Linked DNA regions of Homo sapiens: region 2 is linked to region 1. A link is a contact called in ENCODE Hi-C or POLR2A ChIA-PET data. All regions are on one chromosome and are shown on one strand. The core of a region is the stretch at or near the end of the contact, and the rest is flanking DNA. Distances in the headings are between cores, read along the strand shown.

The links. A loop is a pair of places that touch in the nucleus more often than their neighbours do. ChIA-PET counts read pairs that join two places held with the same protein, here RNA polymerase II (POLR2A). Pooled maps may share reads with other maps.
Region 2: a loop to region 1 is called in a pooled map, with 4 times the contacts of the local background. The contact joins two enhancer-like sites. A Hi-C loop is called at or near these places in 3 of 50 pooled maps. POLR2A ChIA-PET finds 5 or more read pairs at or near these places in 4 of 52 experiments (A673, HCT116, Panc1 and 1 more).

What each region holds. Positions count from the first base shown.
Region 1 is chr3:136,785,277-136,789,654 of GRCh38, forward strand. No RefSeq gene overlaps it. Among named protein-coding and RNA genes, the nearest start is that of SLC35G2, 32 kb to the right of the region's middle. Within about 2 kb of position 2,360, at least 11 of the 41 ENCODE cell types and tissues checked have a DNase peak (open chromatin) inside an H3K27ac peak, as active enhancers do; they include A673, where a contact is called at or near this core.
Region 2 is chr3:136,917,426-136,921,803 of GRCh38, forward strand. The region is part of intron 1 of NCK1 (NCK adaptor protein 1); the gene reads left to right. Among named protein-coding and RNA genes, the nearest start is that of IL20RB, 38 kb to the right of the region's middle. Within about 2 kb of position 2,531, at least 5 of the 41 ENCODE cell types and tissues checked have a DNase peak (open chromatin) inside an H3K27ac peak, as active enhancers do; they include A673, where a contact is called at or near this core.

The DNA.
Region 1 (4,378 bases), core at 1,110-3,609:
GTTTCTCTAAGAGCATTCCCTGCCTTTCTTACATCTGAATCCTTGCCTCAGGCTCTGCTTCTAGGGAACTTCATCCAAGACACATTTCTGAACCAGTCATTGAAGGAGTGGCTAAGTGTTTCTTAGGGACAAACCAGGTAATATGCCCATCTACACCTCATAAACCTGAATTACTGAATGTTTCATGGAGGACTTTGGTTTGTTTAGTACTATAACCCCAATATTCAAAATAATTCATTTACTTGTATTACGAAAATAAATCAAGGAAAGAATGGACTGAGTGTGTGTGTGTTTGAATCCTTGAAATGGAAGAAATATAGTGCCAACAAGGGACCTGAGTGAGTGCAGCCCAGCCTGAATTTACGACGTGCAGCCAAAACGGCTGCTCTCAGCTTGCATGTATGTGGCCAAGAGGCAGAGCTGATAGGTCAGCACAGAAGCTGGCCCTCATCCTGTCATCCTGTCTCAATTTCTTTTTTCTTTTTTTCTTTTTCTTTTTTGAGATGGAGTCTCATTCTGTTACCCAGGCTGAAGTGTAGTGGCATGATCTTGGCTCACTGCAACCTCAACCTCCATCTAAGGCAGTGATTCTCCTGCCTTAGCCTCCCTAGTTAGTAGCTGGGATTACAGGTGCCCGCCACCATGCCAAGCAAATTTTTGTATTTTTAGTGGAGATGGGGTTTCACCATGTTGGCCAGGTTGGTCTCAAACTTCTGACCTCAAGTGATCTGCCTGCCTGTGCTTCCCAATGTGCTGGGATTACAGTCATGATAAACTTATTTTATTTTATTTATTTATTTTTGTGTGTGTGTGTGACAGAGTTTTACTCTGTTGCCCAGGCTGGAGAGCAGTGGCACGATCTTGGCTCACTGCAACCTCTGCCTCCCAGGTTCAAGCAATTCTCTTGTCTCAGCCTCCTGAATAACTGGGACTACAGACGCATGCCACCACACCTGGCTAATTTTTGTAGTTTTTTAGATACAAAAAAAGAGATGGGATTTCACTGTGTTGGCCAGACTGGTCTCGAATGCCTGACCTCAAGTGATCTGCCTGCCTCAGCCTCCCGAAGTGCTGGGAATTACAGGAGTGAGCCACTGCGCCCTGCCCGATTTTGTTTTGAATGGAACATGTGATCACTCTGATATTCAAAGGAGTAGTAGCAGAGAGCACAGGACTTGGTGCCCTCCAAAGCCTATGGGAGTCTTGAAGGATATTCCAAATGTGGAAAAAAAATATTTTTTTCCCAAGAAAATTTGTGCGTGTGAAAGAGTGTGTGTGTGTGTGTGTGTGTGTGTGTGTGTGTGTGTATGACTGTTACCAGAAGAAAGGGGATTGAATGTAGGAATGTGGAATGATAACTATGCACTACAACGATAAACAAGCGGAACTGAACTTAAAAACCAAAGCTTTCACTCTGCCAAAGACCAAATTTTTGTTAATGACCATACATGCCAAGCATTTGTGATTCTAAGCACTGCTTTCACTTTAGGATTAAAAAAATATCCTAGGAAGTGTGTTTGTTGCTTATTTGTTATCTGGTGAGTAATGGAATTACTTCAAGTAGATAATGAAAATCCGCTTTTTATTTAATATAAGAATTGCAGAGAGCAGAAACTAAAATCCTGTAAACAATTTCTTGCTGAGTCATTCACCCTTGCTCAAGACAAGCTTTCACTTTGCACTGAATTTTAATGTGATGTTTCTTCATCTTCCCCCACCTTCTGTACCATAGTCAGCTAGTCAGTAATTTCTCTTTGACCAGAGTGATACTGTCCTCCCAGAATGGTCAGGCAGACAGCTGAGACATTTCTAGGGATCTCCATACTTTTTCACTTCCAAGGATCCATTCATGATCTTTCTCCCAAGGATCCATGGGTGTAAGACCTCATTGCAACACAAACTATGCGTCTGGAAAATAATTAATTTGTGTCCTCAAAATTTATTAATTGTAGTAACCATGCTGGTATAATTCTAGCACAAACTAAAGCAGTTTTTTAGTTACTTTTAAAAGCACTCTCATGAGTTAAAGCGGGATTTCTATCAAGCTTTCTGAAATAATGAAAATGTTGGAAGTCATTAAATAACTTTATTCCAGGGAGATATATGTTTGCAAAGATAATTCTGGTTTGGGTAGGAGAAAAGCCAAGTCAGGGAGATCTGCCAGAAGACTGTTTTGGTAGTCCAAAGAGAGAGAGATTTGTTAATAAAGAGAAGCATGAGAAATGCCCTTTGGAGTAAAATTGACTACCTCAGAGTGTCTAGCTTCACTGTGCTAAATAAGGCAGGACCTGCTGTGCAGAGACCAAAACTAACAAGTCTCTCAGAACCACTGTACTCAGCATCTCCCCTGAACAGTCTGTGTAGCTGTCACCAGGTGGCACGTGGTAGGAATCTGGGTCATGCTGTGTAACCTTCCTGGTTAGGCCACGAAGAAGTGAGAGAAGTGCAGTCCATATGATTTGGTCCATAAATACAAAACTTCTCCTTGATATGAATTAACCAACTACTAACAGGGCCAAATGATAACATTCATGAGCTTTGGGCAGTTTTGAATCTGTGGGCCCTTCCCTCCATAATAAATATTAAAAATTATATTTTATAACTGCATTGGTATAAAGATGAATATAATCCATGCTGGTTTCTTTTTTTTTATTGTGGTAAAATATACATAACATTTCCCATTTTAACCATTTTTAACCATACAGTTCAGTGGCTTTAAGTACACTGGATTCTTTTTATATGTTTATTATTATTTATTTATTTTTATTTATTCTGATTTTAAAAGAAATTAAAATTAAAACATTCTGCAGGCCCTTAAAAGTATCTCGGTCCCTAGATACTGTGCTAGCTGTACCTAATGGATGAGTTGGCCATGACTATTAGATGGCAAAAAAAGGGCAAGAAAGAGCAAATTTGAAATGTACTCAAACTCATTTTACAGTTCACACACACAAAATGACATTCCAACTTGCTTTTCCTTTCTGCAGGGAGACATTAATCCTAGGAAGCAGTGTGTTTACTGGATGGAACACAGGACTATGGCACACTGAGATCAAGCATTATTTTTGTCCCATACTAGGTATGTATCATACTCAGCACAATGTGGAGCTCAGACAGGCCCATGCGAGGAGCCCAAGGGGGTCAGTGCCAGCAGACTCAGAAACAGCACCAGCTCCAGGCTAAGAGGTTGGGGCAGAGACTCCAGATGAAGGCCAGGACAGCTCCCAGGGGTCCAATAGGAATAATCCAAAGTTCAGTAGGGGACATATGTACCAATCATAGCCACAAACTAGAGAATGGAAACAAATAAACAAAGGAGGGAACTGAGGCAAGAAGACCAAATGCCAGTCAGGCCCGCTTGAGCCTCTTTTATTTTAAATGTTTTGAGGAGACAGAGTCTTGCTATATTGCCTAGGCTGGTCTTGAACTCCTGGCCTCAAGTGATCCTCCCACCTCGGTCTCCCAAAGTGTTGGGATTACAGGCATGAGCCACCATGCCTGGCCTGAGTATCCTTATTCTTTTTTTTTCTTTGAGATGAAGTCTCACTTTTGTTGCCCAGGCTAGAGTGCGATGGCGTGATCTCTGCTCACTGCAATCTCAGCCTCCTGGGTTCAAGCGATTCTCCTGCCTCAGCCTTCTGAGTAGCTGGGATTACAGGCACCTGCCACCATGCCCAGTTAATTTTTGTATTTTTAGTAGAGACGGAGTTTCACCATGTTGGCCAGGTTGGTCTCAAACTCCTGACCTCGGCCATCTGCCTGCCTCGGCCTCCCAGAGGGCTGGGATTACAGGCATGAGCCACCGTAAGCTGAGTCTCCTTGTTCTTACTGCAAGTGCTACTGTTGCCTGGAACTGTGTGCCCTTGGGCATTTCTTCTCTCCAAGCCTCCGATTGCCTATCTATGCAATTAGAAATTGGACTAATGACCCCTCAGATCCTATAAACCTTTTTGCCTGTTTCCAGCTTCTTAGTAGCCTCACCCTTTTTCCTGTTCTAGTACTAGATGATTGAAATTCAGAGATTAATGCTCAAGTTTTAGAGTAGAGGTTGCAAATTTATAGCTGCAAGGCCAAATCCAACCACAGGAGAACTTTGTTTGGCTTGCTCAACATCTTAAAATTTTGTCACGCCTGTGATCCCAGCACTTTGGGAGGCCAAGGCGGGCACATCACAAGGTCAGGAGATCGAGACCATCCTGGCTAACACGGTGACACCCCATCTCTAATAAAAATACAAAAAAAAAAAAAATTAGCTGGGTGTGGTGGCATGCGTCTGTAGTCCCAGCTACTCGGGAGCTGAGGCAGGAGAATCGCTTGAACCTGGGAGGCGGAGGTTGCAGTGAGCCGAGATTGCACCACTGCACTCCAGCCTGGGCGA
Region 2 (4,378 bases), core at 1,281-3,780, 130 kb after region 1:
ATTTTACTTTGCATCTTTAAAGTTGTTTTAACCTTCACAATCCTTTGGGGGTTTTTCTCCAGCTTTTGAAAAATTGGAGAATCTAGACCATCTTCCTAGTGCCCTCCACCTTATAGCCCATGTAACCAAATATGAAAGCAATTTAGAGATAATAGTAAAAGGGAAATAAAGGATAGTTCATATCTTACACTTTTCCTGTCATGCCTCTGGTTTCTAGTTTGTGACTCCCATTTTACTTTTGAGGGTCAAGTTACCTAGGTCAGTTCTCTCTCCTTAGGTAAAGGTCACGTTTCTTTATTTATAACAGTTCTTTCCCACAGCACTTACGAGTTAGAGGTGGTTTAGGTTGAGTAAAATCTCTGCTTCCATGTCTCAGGAAGATAATTCCCAGAACCTTCGCAATGGATGACAAATACATCAGTAAGCTCTCACCAAATATTAGTGCTTCCCTTTTTGGCATCACCCTTTGTGAGGAGAATAAGACCAGAATCCATAGTCTCTATCTTACAACCAGTGGGTGTAAATTTCTTGTGTTGCTTCTCTGGATCTGTCCTGTTTTATACCTGACACCTGGCCTGTCCCCAGGATCATTATTCTTTTTGTTCTTTACACCCTTAGAGTTCAAGGCAGGCCGTTTGTTTTTATATTACATTTAAAAATAAATTGTTTATGTGGAGCATTCTGGGAGCTTAGAGTTTGTAAAGTGAAAAGATGGGTGGTTTTATTGATCCAGCAAGAGTTGGCTAAATGTATAGCTAGGTTTCTTCTGATATTCTTTATAGATACATATCTAAATAATATATACATATTATCTCTTAGTTCATTTCTATTAAGATAAATGAAGATACAGTCAGCCCTCCACATCTCTGGGTTCTGCATCCACAGATTCAACCAACCACAGGTAAAAAATATTCTGGAAAAAAAAATACACTAATTAAAATATACAAACAAAAAACCCAATACAGTGAAACAACTATTCACATTTTATTATATTAGGTATTACAAGTAATCTAGAGATGACTTAACGTATACAGGAGGTTGTGCATAGGTTATGTACAAGTACTAGGCCATTTTCATATAAGAGACTTGAGCATCTCTGGATTTTGGTATTGGGGAGGAGGAAACTGGCACTGATTTCCCTTAGATTAACCTTATCCAACCTGTGGCCTGCGGGCTGCATGCAGCCCAGGATGGCTTTGAATGCAGCCCAACACAAATTCACAAACGTTCTTAAAACATGATGAGATTTTTTGGTGATTATTTTAAGCTCATCAGCTATCGTTAGTTTAGTGTATTTTATGTGTGGCCCAAGACAATTCTTCCATTGTGGCCCAGGAAAGCCAAAAGATTGGACACTCCTGCCTTAGATACTGAGGGCCAACTGTATTCATTCATGTAACCTTTCTTGGCCTCATTGTCTTGATAAAGTGATATATATTCAGTGTTTTCACTAATGACCGTGTAACCATGTGAGTATTGTTCATTACTGGCTCACCTCCTATGATTAAATTTATTTTCTTGTTTAACTTAGTTTTTCTTGAAATTTATAAAGTTCTCATTAAATAAATGATGGTTCGTCCGTACAATGGACTACTCAGCACTAAAAAGGAGTGAACTACTGATTTACACAACACAAATGAAACAAATGCATTATGTTAACTGGAAAAGCCAGACTCAGCGTCTGCATAAAACATTCTGGAAAAGGCAAAACTACATAGGGACAGAAAATAGATCAATAGTTGTCACAAATTAATGGTTGGGGATGGGTTTGAATACAAAGCATAAAGCAATTTTTTTTTTTCTTGAGGGGGAGTGATAGAACTGTTCTTATTTTCTTATTTAGATTGTGGCAGTGATTACATAACTCTTAAATGTTTGTCAAATTTTATTCACAACAAACAGTGAAAATCTTACTGTATGTAAAATAAACAGCAAAAAAATATATGGCCCTATTTTTATCCATCTATTATGTATCATTCCTCAATATATATTGACAGTTTTGTAGATCTTACAAATACTGACAATGTAATTGAATTTCATGTAGCCTCTGGAATCTCTAGTGAAAAGGGAAATTAACATCCTAGTATTATGAAAATAGTTTTGGCTCCGTAGACCCCTTAAGAGATCCACTTTAGTAACCCTTTCTTAGAGAACTGCTAATGTAAATACATGAATAATGCTAGACAAAACACCTGAAAACATGTTCTTTCCCAAACTACTTTTATAAATTCTATAGGTATAGCTATATATTAATGACACAAAGTTTGTCAAATCATTTAATCAGTCATATTGTGTATAATTTGTAAACTGAGGAAGGGTACTGTTGGCTGTGTATATAGGTCATGATAAATATGACCTTTTTTGGCAAGTCAGTAGTTATACCCTAAGGAAAATGTAAGGAACCAGCTAGCAATAAAATAAAATTCTAAAGGGAAATCTCTTGTTCAGTTTTAGATTCTGTTGTACTTTAACACATAACTTGACAATTTCCTGCTTCTGATAAGAATCAGCTAAGTAACAATACCCAAGTGACTAAGTCCGGAAGTTTGGTTGGGGTACAGATCTCACAGTAAACAATGAAGGGGGAGAAAGTCCCCAATTAACTAACTTGGATATGCTGTAAGTAATGCAAAAAGACAAGGCAATTCATAAGATGATTTTATTCTCTTCAGCTTTTTAAACCCTAGTATCTCATCAAGTAATTTTAATTGGTAAATACTCTTACTAATGAAACAACTAATGAAACAGATCCCACCACTGGGAAAACAAAAAATTACAGGCTAGTCAGAAATAAAGGCTACTTAAAAATTAAGTTTTTCTTCTTTTTTTTTAAAAAATAGTGTAGGTCAAATAAAATTCCATCTAATTCTGTCCACTTTTGGAAATATCACTTTGAAATCATCCCCAATATGAGAAGGCACAAAATAATGACAAAGGCAAAAGTGCTGTGCATAGCACAATTCATTCACTTATTCACTCAACAAATGTTTATTGAGTAGTTAGTGGAGACTAGGAGACAGAGCAAAGGAATGAGAATAAAGAAAGATAAGCAAAAAGTTTGCTCTTAAAAAAACCTCAACTATAATTCTGTTTCTTTGACAAACTTATAAATATCTTAGGTATATAAGACATTACTGTCTATATGATTATTTTGTTAGGCATTACAGAATATTACTTATTACCCCTCTGAACTATAATAAACTGATCCAAGATCAGTATCATCATCCTATAATCTGAAGATTATTACATTTTATCTAAAGAAAGAAGCCATTATGTGACTACAAACGTAAGAGCAATAATCTTGCTAAATTATGAGCAATTAGATATAAACCACCAATTATGAAAACGTGTAACATAATGAATTTATTGTCATAATTAACACAGCAAACATGTAAGTACATTAATTGATCTAAGTCTTATATACTATATGGGAATTAAACATAAATGGCCTTATAGTTGATTGTAATCATATTTTTAAATTTCTAAAAAATTGTGGTAAAAACAAATGTTATGAACTGAATTTTGTCCCTTCAAAAATTCACACATTGAAGTCCTAACCCCCAGTAGTTCATAATGTGACTATATTTGGATATAGTGTCTTTAAAGAGGTAACTGAGGTAAAATGAGGTCGTTAAGATGGACCTTAATCCCTTATGACTCCTCTTCCTGGTTCACCTGGCTAGAAATATTGGCATTAAGTACATTCACATTGTTGTACAACCATCTATTTCCAGAATAATCTTCATCTTGCAAAACTTAAACTCTGTACCCATTAAACAGTAACTCCCCTGTATATAGATAGCCAAACTACCAGTCATGTATGAGAGAACAAAATCACTTTCAGATATGCATTCTAAAAAATTTAATTCCAATATATTTTTAACTCAGGAAACAACTAGAGGACGTGCTCCAGCAAAATGAAGGGTAAAGCAAGAAAAAGTAAGACATAGGATCTAGGAAGCGGAGGAACTGTGGGCAGTAGTTCCAATATTGGTTTCATTTTCTAAACTTTTGCTGTGGTATTTGCATCTTTGCTTTATGCAGGGATGTGTGGGGCTTGAGTGGTGTTTATATTGTACTTCATTTCTTAGTGCCTTTGTGATGCTTCTTTGGATATTCTATGCATGTCCAATTTGGGAGAGCCCAGTACTTGTGTTGGTCCATAACTAGAATTATAGATGTCGAAGATAAACTGGACACTAGTTAAAATGGTAAGGACAGATTTTATTCAGTAACTATTGCAGTAGGGAAGAGTGTCCAGTGTGAACTCAACTCACTTTTGCCAAAACAAAAGGGGAAGAGACTTTTTTAAAGGTTGAGTATGCTAAGGGAAAGACACTGCTAAGGGAAAGAAAGATGGTTTTTTTGTTTTGTTTTG